Linked DNA regions of Homo sapiens: region 1 is linked to region 2. A link is a loop called in an ENCODE intact Hi-C map of the cell type or tissue named here. Cell type or tissue: K562. All regions are shown on one strand. Links, peaks and the distances in the headings refer to the core of each region. The heading gives the core; the rest is flanking DNA.

What was found. Peaks named below come from ENCODE experiments on the same cell type or tissue, not always from the same donor. Only the 100,000 strongest peaks of a DNase experiment are listed, where the experiment ranks them.
Region 1: a loop joins it to region 2, with 2.6 times the contacts of the local background. A loop is called at or near these places in 3 of 110 quality-filtered maps.

Annotation. Positions count from the first base shown.
Region 1 is chr6:161,095,776-161,104,115 of GRCh38, forward strand. It overlaps MAP3K4 (mitogen-activated protein kinase kinase kinase 4), which reads left to right. Exons shown (of 27, transcript NM_005922.4): 16 at 1,305-1,401; 17 at 2,503-2,652; 18 at 6,117-6,217; 19 at 6,924-7,004. Among named protein-coding and RNA genes, the nearest start is that of AGPAT4-IT1, 62 kb to the right of the region's middle. In K562, for the core only: CTCF peaks have their summits at 4,518 and 5,936 (motif pointing right); no DNase peak of the experiment used is centred there.
Region 2 is chr6:160,728,769-160,737,108 of GRCh38, forward strand. It overlaps PLG (plasminogen), which reads left to right. Exons shown (of 19, transcript NM_000301.5): 11 at 2,283-2,464; 12 at 2,977-3,125; 13 at 5,227-5,320; 14 at 8,119-8,239. Among named protein-coding and RNA genes, the nearest start is that of PLG, 31 kb to the left of the region's middle. RefSeq lists a silencer at 4,421-4,500. In K562, for the core only: CTCF peaks have their summits at 2,356 and 4,463; DNase peaks (open chromatin) are centred at 2,363 and 4,493.

The sequences.
Region 1 (8,340 bases), core at 10-8,009, 370 kb after region 2:
TAGTGAAATTTGAACATCCATTTTGCTTATTAGCTATTTGAATTTTCTTTCCAATGAAGTGGAAAGTTTTGCAGTGTTACATATACCTACTATTAAAATAATTGTTTTGTTTCATGCAAAACATGTGCACATGGTTTTTTAAACAGAATGTCTTTATTTGTAGGAAAATTTTTACTAATTTTTGACTAGTTCCCAGTATCTTTGCTCAATTAAAGACTCACCAAATCTTTTGTTTTTTTTTAACCTTTGTTACTATTGAATTTCTTCCATTTGTTACTATTGAATTTCTTCCATTTGCCATTGTAATAGCTAGGATAATGAATCAGAGACACAAATTGCCTGAGGGTTTTTTGTTAACAATCCCTTAAGTTTTGTTTTGTAAGTTCTGTAAGGGAACTTCAGATCTCTCCATTTTTACTACTTCTGTCTCTCTTGTTTCCCCTTATTAATAGGAAACAAAATCATGAAGAAACAGGATTTCCATTTAGGATAAAACCTATTTGGGATAAAACATATATAAACTAAAATTATTAACATGAAGAGAAACTATGACATTAAAAAAATACTAAGGAGGGTTAAAACAGAGTGGTAAAAGTGAAGAAGAGAAAAGCATGTTACGGAGAGTAGGCAAAATATGACGCATGTCCACTAATACTGACATCTAGTTATTGGGAAAGTGGAATTATCAGCATATTTGTAATCACTAGGTAAGATCTCTAATTTTAAATTTTATCTAGTTTTAAATTTTTATTTTAAATTTTATTCATATTTACCTATTACCAGAATAAAAGAAAAAGAGAAGAAAACATGCTCTTGAAAAAAATGACTCAGTTAAATCTACCTGATCTGGTTTAAAGGAACTGAATAAAACTCCATGCACTCAGGACAATGACAGTGACCTCAAAGGCAGGACCTCTTGAAATGTCGCCAGTGACCACAATCTTTTTAACGTGTAGACAACATAAAGAACTCCTTTTTATTAGGGAGATACCACATTTTCATGTATCTCTAAAATGGGTTAAATCATTTGTTTAGCTTACATTATGTATGTTTTACTCCAGGATTTTTAAAAATGTTTTTTGATGGAGAAAACTGTTAATATATAATAGGGCTTTACTGACTTTTAAAAAGTGACATTTTCCATAATATTTGTATATGTAATATTATTTTTTACTTATATAAATGGACTTACCTTGGTCATTGGCCAGAATAAGTGACATTCTATTTTCCATTTGACTGTTTGGTTTGATGATTTTCTGTGGACCATATTAACAAGTTGCATTTGTTGCCATTTTTGCTGGCAGCCATTCATCGGAACAGCCCCCGTCCTATGAAGGTACCTCGATGCCATAGTGACCCTCCTAACCCACACCTCATTATCCCCACTCCAGAGGGATTCAGGTATTTGGTGCTTATCTAGTCATTTGCTTTACAGAGTGCCCTCCGATATGCATGCTCATACTTTTGAAACTACTAGATGCTTGCTCTGAGAGCTAAATACCTTTTCTGCATTGTTCGTACGTAAAAGCTCTTACTTGCATTATCTTGAAACCTTTAGTCGCAAAAGAAAAAGACATGCAAATTTAAAACAGACCTGTGCCTTTCAAGATAACTTCGTTTCTCAGCTTATTTATAACCTCAAGCTACTACATGCTTTCTGGCTGTGGAGTCATTTTTTCCTTTCCTGCCTTTGAAAAATAACCTTCAGAAAACAAATTTGAATATGGATAGTGTAGTCAACATTTGAAAACATACTAAATATCACTAAAAGTGGAGAAAAACTGGAATGAGCTTTCCAGATTCAATTTTTATCTGCATATGTAATTACAAAGCAACTTAAACACTAAGTGAATTCAGAAACTATAGTACATTCACGATAACTGCCTTGAATGTGGTGGCATTTCTGCATCTTGAGGTAGTGAGCACCTTCTCTCGCCTGTATAATCAGTTTTTAAAAGTTTAATTTTATTTGACAATATTTGCTAGATAAGGACCACAGTTTTTTGTTTTTTTTTTAAAGCTTTGAGGGGACCGGGGTGCGGTGACTCACGCCTGTAATTCCAGCACTTTAGGAGGACGAGGCGGGAGGATCACTTGAGCCCAGGAGAACAGCCTGGGCAACGTAGCAAAACATCATCTCTACAAAAAATACAACAAAGATAATAGCTGGGTATGGTGGCCGTGCCTGTAGTCCCAGCTACTCAGGAGGCTGAGGCAAGGAGGATCACTTGAGCCCAGGAGGTCAAGGCTGCAGTGAGCTATGATTGCGCCACTGCACTCCAGCCTGGACAACAGGGTGCGATGCTGTCTCAAAAAAAAGAAAAGCTTTGAAGTTAGGTTTTTTCTTTTTTACACCTAGACTCAAATCTCAAAGAACAATTTGCATTTTATATTTTTAAATATATTTCACCCCCTTGCCATATTTTATTTTTAATTGAAAACAATTTTCAAGTCCGTTCCCTCTTCTCACATGTGTTCCTGAAGCTTTTCTTCTTGTCTTAGCACTCGGAGCATGCCTTCCGACGCGCGGAGCCATGGCAGCCCTGCTGCTGCTGCTGCTGCTGCTGCTGCTGCTGTTGCTGCCAGTCGGCCCAGCCCCTCTGGTGGTGACTCTGTGCTGCCCAAATCCATCAGCAGTGCCCATGATACCAGGTAGTCTCACCCCACCAGTGTCCCGTACCCTCACCACCCCTTACATGCGCTTACACAGCAACCATAGTGTTAGGGTGTGTGCCGGCTGTGGTTGGGCTTCTTTGCTGTGGCGTGTGAGTGATGCTCTAGGGCCTTCCGCAGGTTGTCACGGCCCAGAGGCTCTGGCACTGACCAACACGAATGGATAACTGTCTGATGTCAGTATTTCTTTGGAGCTGATATTAGCCAAAATGACTAAAGACTTTGCGAAGAATAACTTGATGGAGTATCATAGGAAAGGACTGGTCCACAACAGAAGGGGACATGAGCATTTTGCCTCACAGAGAGAGCCTGGAGTCACAAGGTGGTTAAAAGATGGCATCTAGTTAATGATCTGATGTGGTAACATTTTATTTTTTGGGAAGATCAGTTTTCTAGCCAAATACTCTATTTTAAATAATTGTTGATTAGAAGTAGTTTATAGAAGTGGAAAAATGAGTTCATGGGGTTTGTATGTCATATGGAGAACAGATCAGTACTTGAGAGAACTCTCAGACAACTTGGCAAGCCCCAGAACAATTAAGTCTCGCATTGTCTTTTGTGTAAGTAAGGAGGGTCTTGTAGGTTTTCCCATTCTGGTTATATTTTGGCAGAGGATTTCATCATGTTCTCCTATCCTAAGTGGAGGAAGAGCTGTTGTTCTCTCTCAATTTCACACTTGTACCTAAGTAGGAGGAACGCTGTCAGTATTCCCATCTTCCAATGCAAGTCAAACCAAACTATGTAGATTGGGGGTATGTGATCTAAAAAGATCAACTTCTGATAGAACCCAGGGCTCTGTGTTCAGCCCCGAGGAGAAAATAGTAGAGTTAACAGGAAGATGATGCCTGGCTTTAGATTTTAAAACAGACTAAAATGTTTTTACACTTACTTTAGTAACAGTCTAAAATTTCTACAAATATTTGCAGTCATTTCACTCATTAAAATAATTAATACTTCTAAATTTTAGTGAGAAATGTCTATAACCTAAAAAGTACCAAAGCATTTTACAGCTTAAGCAGTCAACTAAAAAAATTAACAACATTGAACAAATTCCCATTTAGCTTCCTAGTTTTTACGTTTAGAGCTTTTCATGGCAAATATCTTCATATATGCTTTTATATCCCTGTGAGGGCTGCCAAAACTGTCTTCTTTATTCATACAGTACAGACTGAAGAGAAGTGATTTGGCCTAAAACACAGTCATAATTGAGGAGGGCATTGGCCACCCTGTGCCCCCTGCATCCCACACCTGCTGTGTCCATGTTCACATGAGACTGCTCCCGAACTGGACAATAGGGAGTGACCTCCCTCTTTTTAAAGGTTGATGCACTGTGTTTTAAGGCATTTGTAAGTTGGTGGTGTGGTACATTATGTGTATTTTAGTATAAGAGTTAAATACTACAGTTACCCTTTTCATGGAGTTTAGTCTTTGCAGAAGCAGTTTTTCAGCATTTCATCTTAAACGCTTATCAGTAGCATTTCATAAGTATTCATCTTAAGTTTGTACATACTTAGACAATCGTTGATGTTTAGAAATTTTAATAGTATCATAGCATGGTATCTTGAAGGACATTTTTTACTCAGGATTCCCGTTTACTTTATGACCGTCTGTGTGTGTGAGATGGTAGGTAGAGAAGAGCACAGCCACGTGAAGAGGTGTGGGGTGGTTACCAGACTCCCTCCTGCATTCAAGCCCTGCGTAAGCCTCAGTGCCTTCACAGTGAGCCTGGTTCATGGGCCCGTGAGTCACTGGTGGATTCGGCCCACTGCTCCCGAGGCAGACTTCACATACCCAAGGGCTTGTGTCTCAACACAGCTGTGGGTTTGTGAATGTGCCACGGGGAGGCAGAATGACACCAGTGTGTGCATCCCTGCCACAGCCATGGGGTGTAGCCCTTGCCCGTCTTACAGATACATCAAAGTTCAACTTCACTTGACCCTAGAGGTTTCAATAAGTATTTTTAATTGATTTTACTTGACCTAGGAAATATCTGTTCTGGGCTTAAGTTATCTTATCATCGTTTGTAAAAACACTTTGCAGTGGTGCTCTTGCTGAGGCTTGCTCCTGCTGGCTCTCAAGAGCTGATGGCGAATGTTTGAGAAATTTTGCAAGTTGTTATACCACAGAAATTGGCAAACTCTACAACCCACCTCCCCATCCCCGACATCCCCCACCAGAGCTAGTCGTTCAACATTCCCCAATATGCCACTTCATGAGTATATGTTCTTGCTTTTTACCCGTGCAAAAATCTCTTAAGGACATGGAATTGGCTAGTCTCACTTGTGGGAAATCGGAAAAATTAGAGGTGTTTAGTGACTTCTTGGTCTCACCAGTGGTCTTTGTTGCTGCTTAGGAGTGGAGTAGGCTTCCTCACTTCAACACCAGTGGTTTTCCCGTCAGATAGTGCCGAATTTTTTATGAACTATATGGCAGTAGAAATGTCCCCATCACTTCAGACTTAACAAGTGCTATACTAGATTTGAGGGCTTAGGGAAATACCAGAAAAAAATGCATATTTTATAATTTGTAAATGTCTGTGCAATAGATCATGTTGCCTTCAACCTATCAATGTATAATAAGAGCATAAATGCTACCATACTTCATTATACCATTCACTTAAAAATATATACTAAATGACTTTAATAAACTAATGCCATATTTATTTGAGGTTCTTTGATTATTCGAATTACAATTTTAACACATTCCCTATTTAGTTTTAATTTTTACTCTTTATGGGTTCATTCTGGTTGCTGAACATTTCACTTTATTCTGGAAAAGCACCTCATTAACTTTGTTCTTTAATATATTAAGCTTCCTGCTCTTTTGCACTTTTGCTTGGCTACTGCTTGAGAAACCTTTAGGTATTCCCTTCCATTTTCTTACTGAGAGATTTGGAATCTTTTGGACCATGAAATGATTTTAGTACTTTAAATGTAATTAAGTACATAAATATAATTTGATGGTAACTTTAAAGATCAGCAAGATTTGGTTAATAACAGTTTTATTCACCCTGGGCTTAAGTTATGGAGCTTTTCACATGTCAGTAACATTTCAATAGTGTTGTGTTTTTATTTCTGTTGTTAATATAAGACAAGGTTTTATGCAGGCAGGTGCTCTCAGGCTCGGGTGTTGGCTATGGAGAGATGAAAATGGAGCCCTCCTTCCAGACTCTAGAGCTCTAACAGACTCCAGAGGACGGTCTCCACAGCAGCGCTGTTCACTTAGGGGGCTGATTCTGGTGGGTCTGTCCTGTGCGTTTTCCGCTGCCCACTAGATGCCAGTAGCACCCTCCCAAAAGTGTCTAATACATTGCTGGAGGCAGAGTTGTTCCTGGCAGGCAGAGTTGCCCCCAGTTGAGAATTATTGCTCTAGAAAAATCTCGCAGATCTTTCATTTTAAGTTCTATTGAATTGATAGCTCAATTATTAAAAATATTAAAACAGGGGTTCCAGCGTTCCTGAAAATGATCGATTGGCTTCCATAGCTGCTGAATTGCAGTTTAGGTCCCTGAGTCGTCACTCAAGCCCCACGGAGGAGCGAGATGGTGAGTGTTTTAAGGTGTTAGCTGCATTCACAACCAGTCTAATCATTTGTCTCAGTTCACCAGTTTCTGTTGTTAATGCCTTTATGAGGATTCCTTGAAGATTCCTTTTTTTGGTCCTTTCTAAAGGAATGAAGAGTAAGAAGCACAGAGCTTTATGAGAAGACTTACTGCTGAGCACATTGGCCTTTTAATACAGATGCCTTTTTAGCCCTGTTAGCATTTTATAGGTCTACTTTTGTTGCTTTAAAAATATTATTATTCTAGATATTTTAACTGTTGAATACTTTTATTCATTTAAAAAATACAAAAGTGACACTGTGTTTGTTGATCGTATGTGAAAGTTTTATTTATAATGCAGCCCTCAGGAACCACATTGCTGCTTCCATTGGAGTAGGGCTGGGGCTCCTGAAGCTAACATCTTGAATGAAGTCCCTAAGGAATCCACTTTTTGCACAGTATTCTGTTGTCTGTTACTCGTGAAAAGATGAGTGTAGTTAAAATCCTGTAACCCCATTAACTTCTTAGTTGGTGCAATTTTTAGAATTGATTGCAAAGATAGTTTCTCACACCTACATCAAACACACTAAAAATTAATAACCAGAAAGGCAAACAGGTTGCTTTTAACCATTACCTTTCCTTTCAGTTGTTCTCAAATAAGCATATTTATTTCATAAATCTTAATTTGTATAAAAATAACTTCCTGCAGAACCAGCATATCCAAGAGGAGATTCAAGTGGGTCCACAAGAAGAAGTTGGGAACTTCGGACACTAATCAGCCAGAGTAAAGGTGAGAGAAAGAGTGTTGAAGTTAAAAAAAAAAAAAAAAAAAAAACACGATTACACATAAGGGGAGCAGTTTCAGGTAAAACTTGATTTAGCTTCTGAATTATTAGGCCTCCTCCATTACTATTTTGTGATCTCACAGCTCTGACATCACTTTCTATCATGTACTGTGTTTGTGTACATTTCCTATTTCTAGTAACAAACTACATGCTCCTTTGGGTCTATAATATGTTTTACTCATCTTTATATTCTTAAAGCAACTTAGCATAATTTTTTGTCCATGGTAGGAGTATAATAAACATTTGTGAAATAACCATTCATAAATTAGACATTGAGGGAAAGAACTTACGAAGCATGTGATTAATATTATCAAAAGAACAAATAGCAGAAAAATCATTGGTCTAGTATTTAATGATCTATAAAATGCTTTCATGTCTTTTTTTGCTCAACAATATTGAGCAGTAGGCAAAATAGATGTTCTCTTTTTATAAATGATAGTTTCTAAGCAGCCCAATAATTTGGCCAAGGTAGTAAATGAGAGGGTGAGGACCAGAAGGCACTTGTCTCAAGTCTAGCGCACTCCATGGCAGCTTCCCTTTGAACTTTGTGTGACTGACCAGAAGAGTATTTGTCTTCCAAGGCCTAGAGATGTCTGGAAGGATTTTGTGGAGGGAGGAGACTGGGCTGGCCCTTTGAAGGGATGGCAGGTCTGCAGCAAGCCAGGAGGCAAGGAATAGAAGGAAGTGTGCACCCAGAGGCCTCGTGACTACAGGGGAGAGCCACTGGGCGCAGATGCCAATGCAGGAGAAACTGGAGAGTGAGGGGAGATCAGATCATGGACAGCCATCAGTGACTGCCTAAGTAATGAAGGCTTTGCCCAGAGGTGGTGGGCAGCCCCAGAGGCTCTTGAGCAGCTGGTGTGTTTGGGATGTGGGAGGCTGGGGATGAGTAAGACGCTGAGATAGTATAGTCTGCTAGCCAGAATTGAGGAGAAAGTGGGCAGATTGGTTAAAATGCCATTGCAGAAATTCAGTATAAATAATACGATACTGGACTAATGTGGGATTTAAAAGAGGTAATGGCAGCAAGAAACAACTTTGGTGCAACCACTGACAAGCCTGGTGACAGAGTAGGTGTGTGTTGAGGGTTCAAGTGGGGGAGTTTTCCTAGGCTTGAGCCAGGTGACAGGAAGACAGTTTCTTCAGTGGCTCACATGTAATCAGCAGTTCCCACGGATACCAGGTCTTTGCCATATTTTTCAAATCAAGTACTTTGTGGTCAAGTAAACTTGGGAACCACTTGGAATTATGTTTCTCTTGTGAGAGTTACAGTTCACATTG
Region 2 (8,340 bases), core at 54-8,053:
AATGTAAGAGCTAAAACTTAAGCTGAAATAAAACAATTCCAGGAAAATATATAATATTTTCACAAACTTGAGGAAGGCAAAATTTTTTTCAGGCAGGACCCAGAAAACACTAGCTTTAAAAGAAAATAAATTATAATTTGGGCTTTCATAAAATGAAAATTATGTTCATCAAAAGTCATTGTTAAGAAATCAGTAGGTAAGTAACAGACTGGAATAAAAATTCTCTCCATCCATATATCTGACAAATGGTTTGTATCTAGAGTATAAACGTTTCTCCCACTCACTAATCAGAGGACAAACAACCTAATTAAAATGGGCAACAGAATTGAATAGGAAATTTCTCAGGGAACGATGGACAGATGGACAATAAGCACCTGAAAAAATGCTCAACATTTTAGCCATCAAAGATATAAGAATTATAACCATCACAAGATGTCACCAACACTTAATGGGCATGGGTATCATTAAGAAGACACAACAATAAGTGCTGTCACTGATGTGGAGCGAGGATGTGCAGCTCTCGCATACGCTGGTTAAAGTACAGTATGCTGGTTTTCCATAAAGTTAAATAACTATGAGTCTACCCCAAAAAACTGCAATTCTATTCCTGAATATTTACCCCATGGAAATGAAAACAGAAGTCCACAAAGAGATCTACAAGAATATTCACAGCAGCTCTAGTTATTATAACCCCAAACTGTAAACAACTACAAGGTCAATCAATGAGAAAATGAATCGATAATTTGTGATCTATTCATATAATGGAATATTATTAAGCAATTAAAATGAAGAAGTGACTGATCCTCTCAAATAGGATGGATGGAACTCAAAAATATATTAAGGAAAGGAGGCAGATACATAAGTGTACATTCTGTATGAGCCCATTTATATCAGGTTTGAGGAGAGGTAAAACTAATCTTTAGTGAAGGAAACCAATAGTATTTCCCTCTGGCAGTGGGAAGAGGGTAGCAGGAATTGAATGAGCAGTGACACAGGGTGTTTCTAGAGTAATGGAAGTGTTCTGTATCATATGGGAGTGTGGTTTACACAAGTATAGGTGATCATCAAAACTCACCAAACAACATTTAAGATCTGTGCATTTCACACTATGTAAAAGTATACCTCAACTGAAGAGAGTGGAAATCTGTTTCAAATGCTCAGCCTTTTAACACATCCAGTTGCTTAGACTATGAACTTCCTCAAATGGGGTGTCTGGGCTTGAGATTAGATCACATGTGTAGAGTCGCTAGAGAGACAATGTTGCATTCCCATGGTACATAATACATTTCCCGTTTTCTCAGACAGCCACAGGTCATGAATGTGAGGATTCTGAGAGGTTGGAGCAACATTCTTGGGAGGCATGAGGGGGAGCACATTCTCCAAGATCCCCCCCAGCCCGGGGTCCTCGCCTGCTTTGACTATTACTCCGTTGTTTTCGGACTCCTCCGTAGCTGCCCGACCTCTTCAGATCCCATAGTCTCCCTTTATATCTTGAGTCCCACTGTTCTTCCAACTCATCCCCCATTCCCTCAGACCTGGAGTGGCAGTGGCCAGCAGAGGATGGATTGAGAGCAGGAGAGGATGTCCTGCCCAGGAACCCATCCTAGAGAAATGGCATCCTGCCTGGGAGCTAGTTTCCCAGGGTGGCTTTGATACGTCTTGCAGAAACAAACCCACTTGACACACCTGATACGGTATTGACAGTAACACTATTTTTCGTGGTTGTTTTTCATAGTAAAAGTAGATCCCTTTAGTTACACTGTGAGTACTTAGAGTAAGGTGACTGGCCTGGGAATGATACCATCTTGGATGTCATTTTCTCCTTGGAGAAATGTATTTTAGTTCCAATGCACATTTCACAATACAGTCCTATAGAGAGAAATACAGAGAGCTAGACAGTTAGAGATATACTTTTATGTGCATAAAAATATAAAATATGCACTTTAAAATCTGTACCTGTTATTCCTGAGAAATGTATTTGGCAGAAGGTGGGAGGGGGATATTCTGATCCTTTTATTTACATGTTTATGTATGATCTGAGTTTTTATATGGAGCATATACTACTTTTGATTTTTTAAAGAAAAATTAAAATCTGTCTTTGAAATGTACACAGTTGTTTAGAAGTTGAGGACCATTTTTGTTTGTTACAACATTATTGTACCTATAATGGGAATATTTCAAAGCCACTTGTTAACACTTTGTTAGAACAAAATGTAGAGGGTGCTGGGTGCCCCTGAATATTCTCCCACCTCTTGTGACCTGTATTGTTTTGGAATTTCCAGTGGCCTGACAATGAACTACTGCAGGAATCCAGATGCCGATAAAGGCCCCTGGTGTTTTACCACAGACCCCAGCGTCAGGTGGGAGTACTGCAACCTGAAAAAATGCTCAGGAACAGAAGCGAGTGTTGTAGCACCTCCGCCTGTTGTCCTGCTTCCAGATGTAGAGACTCCTTCCGAAGAAGGTAAGAAATCTGTGGCTGGACATCTACACACTTGGACGCTGGGATGAAAAGCCATGGAAAATCTCACTGATGCAGAAACCTTCCATGCTACACGAGAAATCAAGTGTTTTTAGAGGGTCTGCCATGTGGAAGGAAGCCTCAGTGCACTCTCTCAAGGAGGCAGAGGTGTGACTTTTGGCACAACGTGAGTGGGCTGTGCCTTTAGGACAGGTGCAAACCCTCCAAGGTGCTCAACTTAACCACTCACCTTGTTCTAAAATGGGTTATCTCAGTATCCCAGTCCAAATTCGTATTCTATCATGCTGCCATATGTGTGATTCTTTCCAAGCCAGTAAGCATCTCCAGTAATTTCTTAAGGTAGGCAGCGTTCATTGCAGTCTTCAGCATTGCAGTTTCTGAGGAATGTGGCCCCTGATTCTGTCATCCTAGAGAAACCTGACATGACTGTATTGATTCCATATCATCCTGGGTCTCTGTGGCTCTTCATAATCATCCATTTTTTCCCTGTACAGACTGTATGTTTGGGAATGGGAAAGGATACCGAGGCAAGAGGGCGACCACTGTTACTGGGACGCCATGCCAGGACTGGGCTGCCCAGGAGCCCCATAGACACAGCATTTTCACTCCAGAGACAAATCCACGGGCGGGTCTGGAAAAAAATGTAAGCCACTTTGATTTGGACTCTTTGGCCTTTTGCTCACCAATCTTTGCAAACAGAATTGGTTCTGTGTTACAGAAAATCTGACCTGGACTGCTCTTTTTTGTAATGGGGGAGAGGGGACAGAAGAAAATATTGGAAAGGCATCAGGGGGCTAAGCTAGAATATAATTGGCCTTAGTATGGAAAGTACAAGCAGCACAGGCCAGGAAACCTCCACACATGTGAGGGTTCTCAGGCCTCTTCCCTTTAGTGACATTTCTTTAAAGTTTCCATTATTGGGGACTGTCTCTAGTTTCTAGTGTTTGTATGCTAGGTTCCAGTAATCAAAGATGCCCTTTATGAAATTTAAGTCAGATTTTTCGAGAAAAAATTTGGATGGGCCATCAGGTCACCATGGGACTTCCCTTAGCCTCATGCATTCTCTGCGATGGTTTACTTTGGGGCCTATGAATAGGGAAGACTGAGATATAGGAAAAACCAAAGTGTCTGTGTTCCCCCACTCTCACACCCATGCAGCATAACACTTCTCACACCAGATGTGGGGGGATTTCTCCTCACACCCCAAGCGAGTCTCCAGCAGATACCAGCTGGGTGTCCTACAATGTAACTCAGTGCTGACACTCTATCTGGAGACAGTGTCAGATCCCATAAGTTAAGGCTCAGTCCCACAAGACCGCCCCACTGCAGATGCCAATCCCAAGTTCCAGGCGGTGACCTGTACTTCTGCCCAACTGGACAAAAATCTGTTTTTCTACTTGATTACTTTGCTAGAGTGGCTCACAGAACTCAGGGGAACACGTTACTTTTATTTACCCATTTGTTATAAAAGATATTACAAAGGATCCTGGTGAACAGCCAGACAGAAGAGATGCACGGGGCAAGGCATGTGAGAAGGGGCTCAGAGTTTCCATGCCCTCTCCAGTGCACCAGCCCCCGGTACCCCAAGTGTTCAGCAACCCAGAAGCTCTCCAAGTGCAGTCTTGCTGGGTTTTTATGGAGGCTTCATTACAGAGGCACAGTTGAATACATCGTTGGCCATTGGAGACCAGCTCACCTTCAGCTCCTGTTCCCTCCCTGGAAGTTGGACGTGGGGGGCTGAACAGTTCCAACCCTGCAATCACATGGTTGGTTCCTTTGGCAACCAGCCCCATCCTGAGACTATCCAAGAACCCACCAAGAGTTGCTTCATTCAAACAAAAGATGCTCCCTTCACTCAGGAACCCCCAAGGGATTTAGGAGCTCCGTGTCAGGAACTGGGGGGCAGAGACCAAATATACGTTTCTTATTCTACCACAGTGTCATATGAAGGGGAGGACAACACTGCCTTTCTGTGTCTTGCCCCATAGAGGGCGCACAATGCATGGAAATAAATGTTTCTGAATCAACAGCAAACAGGCTTCATCGGGTAGGAGAGCGCTGAGCCCTCCAGGGACAATGCACATCAATGATGTCCCACTGTCCTTTGGTGCTGGGGCTCTAAGGCCTCCACTGGGTCAGGCTCCTGAAGGGAGACCCATTCTCCAAAGACCCCCGAGGGTCACCACTCCCTGTCCAGGGGTGTGGCCTCATAGCTCCTTTTGAACAGGGGCACAGGAAGGACGGCTTTAGAGCATTCAAAAAATAACTTTGCCAAAATAATAATAATAATAATAGAAAGGAAGAAGAGGCTGAGCATGGTGGCTCACACCTGTAATCCCTACACTTTGGGAGGCTGAGACAAGCAGATCACCTGAGGTCAGGAGTTCGAGACTAGCCTGGCCAAAATGGTGAAACCTCATCTCTACTGAAAATAGAAAAAAAAATTAGCCAGGTGTGGTGGCGTGCACCTGCAGTTGCAGCTACTCAGGAGGCTGAAGCAGGAGAATCGCTTGAACCCAGGAGATGGAGGTTGCAGTGAGCTGAGATCATGCCACTGCACTCCAGCCTGGGCGACAAGAGCAAAACTCCACCTCAGAAAAAAAAAAAAAAAAAAAAAAGAAGGAAGGAAAAAGAAACACTCCTTTATGTCTTCTAAGGATAGACATGAAATGCGTGAGCCTTGGAACACCTTCTCCCTCTCCTGCCCCACGTGAGCTGGAGCTTACATGCCTTCTTGTTTTCAGTACTGCCGTAACCCTGATGGTGATGTAGGTGGTCCCTGGTGCTACACGACAAATCCAAGAAAACTTTACGACTACTGTGATGTCCCTCAGTGTGGTAGGTTGCCTTCTTTTTGGTAAGGAAACTGCTTACTTAATATGGATTTGCAACAAAAAAGGAAAAGGGCTTCTGAGCAGACTGCTTCTGGGGAGGAGATAGCTGCCCTCTCCATCAGACCCCACTCTTCATCATGGGCATCTTGAATCTGCCCTACTATTGGCCACATTTGTTAGAGGAACACCTGCCCATCGCCCCAGGCACACATAAATAAAATAAATGTAAAATTCCCAAAGAGCAAGCTTAGAGGTAATCTAGTCAGCCCCAGGATGGTCCCACTGAATGCTGCCATGTCTAGCGTGGGATGCATGAAAAATTTAGAGTCATTCGGATGAAAAACTTTCCCTTTCCACAGCTGAGAAGTAAGAAAGAAAATACAAACAGCAGGAAACAGGTAAGCATGTAACGCACATTGTAAACCTCAGATGGCCATCCTAGGAATTCAATGAAAGGTAGTGCAGCTCTTTAGCCCCAGATGGCCTTTCTTATAAGTTTACTACTCACAAGTCACATTAGTGACATAGCTTAGAGACTGCTTGTTGGGTTCCATCCTCATTGCTCTGAGACTCTTGTTGGGAGTATGAGGCTTGGATCAGGGGAAGGGGAGTTGACATTAGTTCTTAAAGAATTGGAATAACAAATCCATGGGTATTTCTGAAAAAAAAAAAAAAAAAAAGAAAGGAAGCTACTTGGAATTGTCCCATATTTAACATTCTGCTGACCAATCAATTTGTCCTAGTTACAGAAAACCACCCTGGACTTCTCCTATGCATAATTTGGTTGCTTGTGGTTGGGTCTGCCATGTGGAGGGACCTTGAGCTGGGGGAAGGAGCTTGGCCTCCAAGTCCACTGAAGACCAGCATCCTGAGATTGCCTGGGAAGGTGGTACAGGGCAGTGATGAAGATCATGGGAGCCACACTGCCCAGCTTCGCATTTGGGCTTCTCCTAGGGACACCAAGAGGGAGGAAGGAGGGGTTAGGATGGTATGAAAGATTCTACTTGGCCAATATTATTGTAATGCGGCATTGTGATCTCTGGATTTAGCATGAGTTGATAGCTGACTTTTTCTGCAGAAGCATCTTGGTGGCACCTCTAACTCAAAGTCCCTCGATGGAGTCAGTTCCAGTTCTCCACTTCTGGCCCCATCTGGTACACACCACTGCCTCTCACTGCCCGGGCTCTCTATCCTTGACAGGCTGCCTTGAAGTTGAGCCCAGACTGATTTTCTTGCCTCAGACCCCACTACCGTGCCTGGGACTCATGCACCTTTGACTCCCATGGAAGGGAAGTGCAGTAGTTTCCCAGGTGCAATTCTGGTGTCCTCACCCACATTGAGGATGTACAAGAATCAGGTTCTTAGAGATTGGAGAAAGAAGGAAGAATGGGAACAAGATTTTTCCCAAAGGACTGTGAGGTCCCCCACCTAACCTTGATGTGAGACAAGTGAGGTTAACCCCAAGCCTGGTGAGAAGCGTTCCCATCAGACACTTGGAAATCCTGAGGACTGTTTCATGCAGAAGGATATGGTTTATTCAGGTTTGACTCGTGCTTGAGAAAGCTAGAGCCTCTGGTGGTGAATGATTTTAATAACTATTTCCTTTCCACCAACATATACAGTACAAATAATAATAAGCAAAAATAAATAGAAACATTCAGTTTTGTTTTGAATAGTAGGAGCAGGGTACCATCATTTCTGTAGTTACTCTTTTAGTACAACGATGCATGTCTACTGTATGTAAGGCATACTAGCAGAAATTGAGCTCAGCACTAGAGAAGATGATTGCATTCTATGCCTTGCTTCTTTTTTTAAAAAAAGGCTTCCATAGATAGATTCTCAGAACAGCCCATGGCAAATGTAAAGTTATTTGGAAAACCCAGGTTCCAGATTCACTAGAGCATAGAATCTCTGGTTGGTTGGGAAGGAATTTCCTCTTACAGTTGTTACTAATAATTGTATGAACAATTATTTAAAATATTAACATTTACATTTGTGAAGACCTTGAAGGGCTGGAGACAACAGAGAAGCATTTTTGAATACCCTCTGCAGCCCCTGCACTGTTGTAGGCATTGGTGGATGGTACCAAAGATGGGACACTGTCCCTACCTCCAGAGACCCTGTGGGCTGGCTACAGAGAGAAGGCAGGGAGGAGGAAAAGAAGAATAAAGTCATATGTTTAAGTCACCCCCACGGCCGTTGGTTAGTCATGGGAGGCTCCCCAGAGGAGCTGTCCTGAAGCTGGCTGACAGAAGGCAACATTTCAACTTAGGACAGTAATCCTTGCTACATACAATCACATACACACACACACACACGTGCACACACAGAGACTCACATGGAAAAATAAACCTTTGTGCCTTTCAGCAGTGATGACAATTATGGTTTTCAGTAAACTTTACATGGTTTAGATGGTGATGGTGATGATGATGATTATGGGAAGGATGGCATCATGTTCTAAACATACTGCATGGAGTCAGAATAACAATGACAAATAACCATTTGTCCCAATCAAGGTTTTCTCAGAAAATATCTCATTCTGATGCTAAACTATACCAGTCTGTTTGATCACTTCTCCAACAAAATAATTACAAAGTGCTTATATTTTCTTGAAAAGAGAGGGTCCTGTGTTGTCTACTACCACTTTTGAAACTTAGAGAAAATGTTCCAAAAGATGATGATTTTACTATTTAGTTCGGCCTTTAAGATGTCAAAAACTCAGTGCTTGGAATTTGTCTCGAATTACACCACAAAATTGCTACCTTGTCTCAAATGGGATTTCTTTCCCACCTTGTGCCACAGCGGCCCCTTCATTTGATTGTGGGAAGCCTCAAGTGGAGCCGAAGAAATGTCCTGGAAGGGTTGTAGGGGGGTGTGTGGCCCACCCACATTCCTGGCCCTGGCAAGTCAGTCTTAGAACAAGGTAAGAACAGGCCCAGAAACGATTTATACTGTCCCTCCACGTAAGCCCTGCAAAACCCTTCTACATTTACATAAAATCCACACAGCTGAGGCATCAGCACC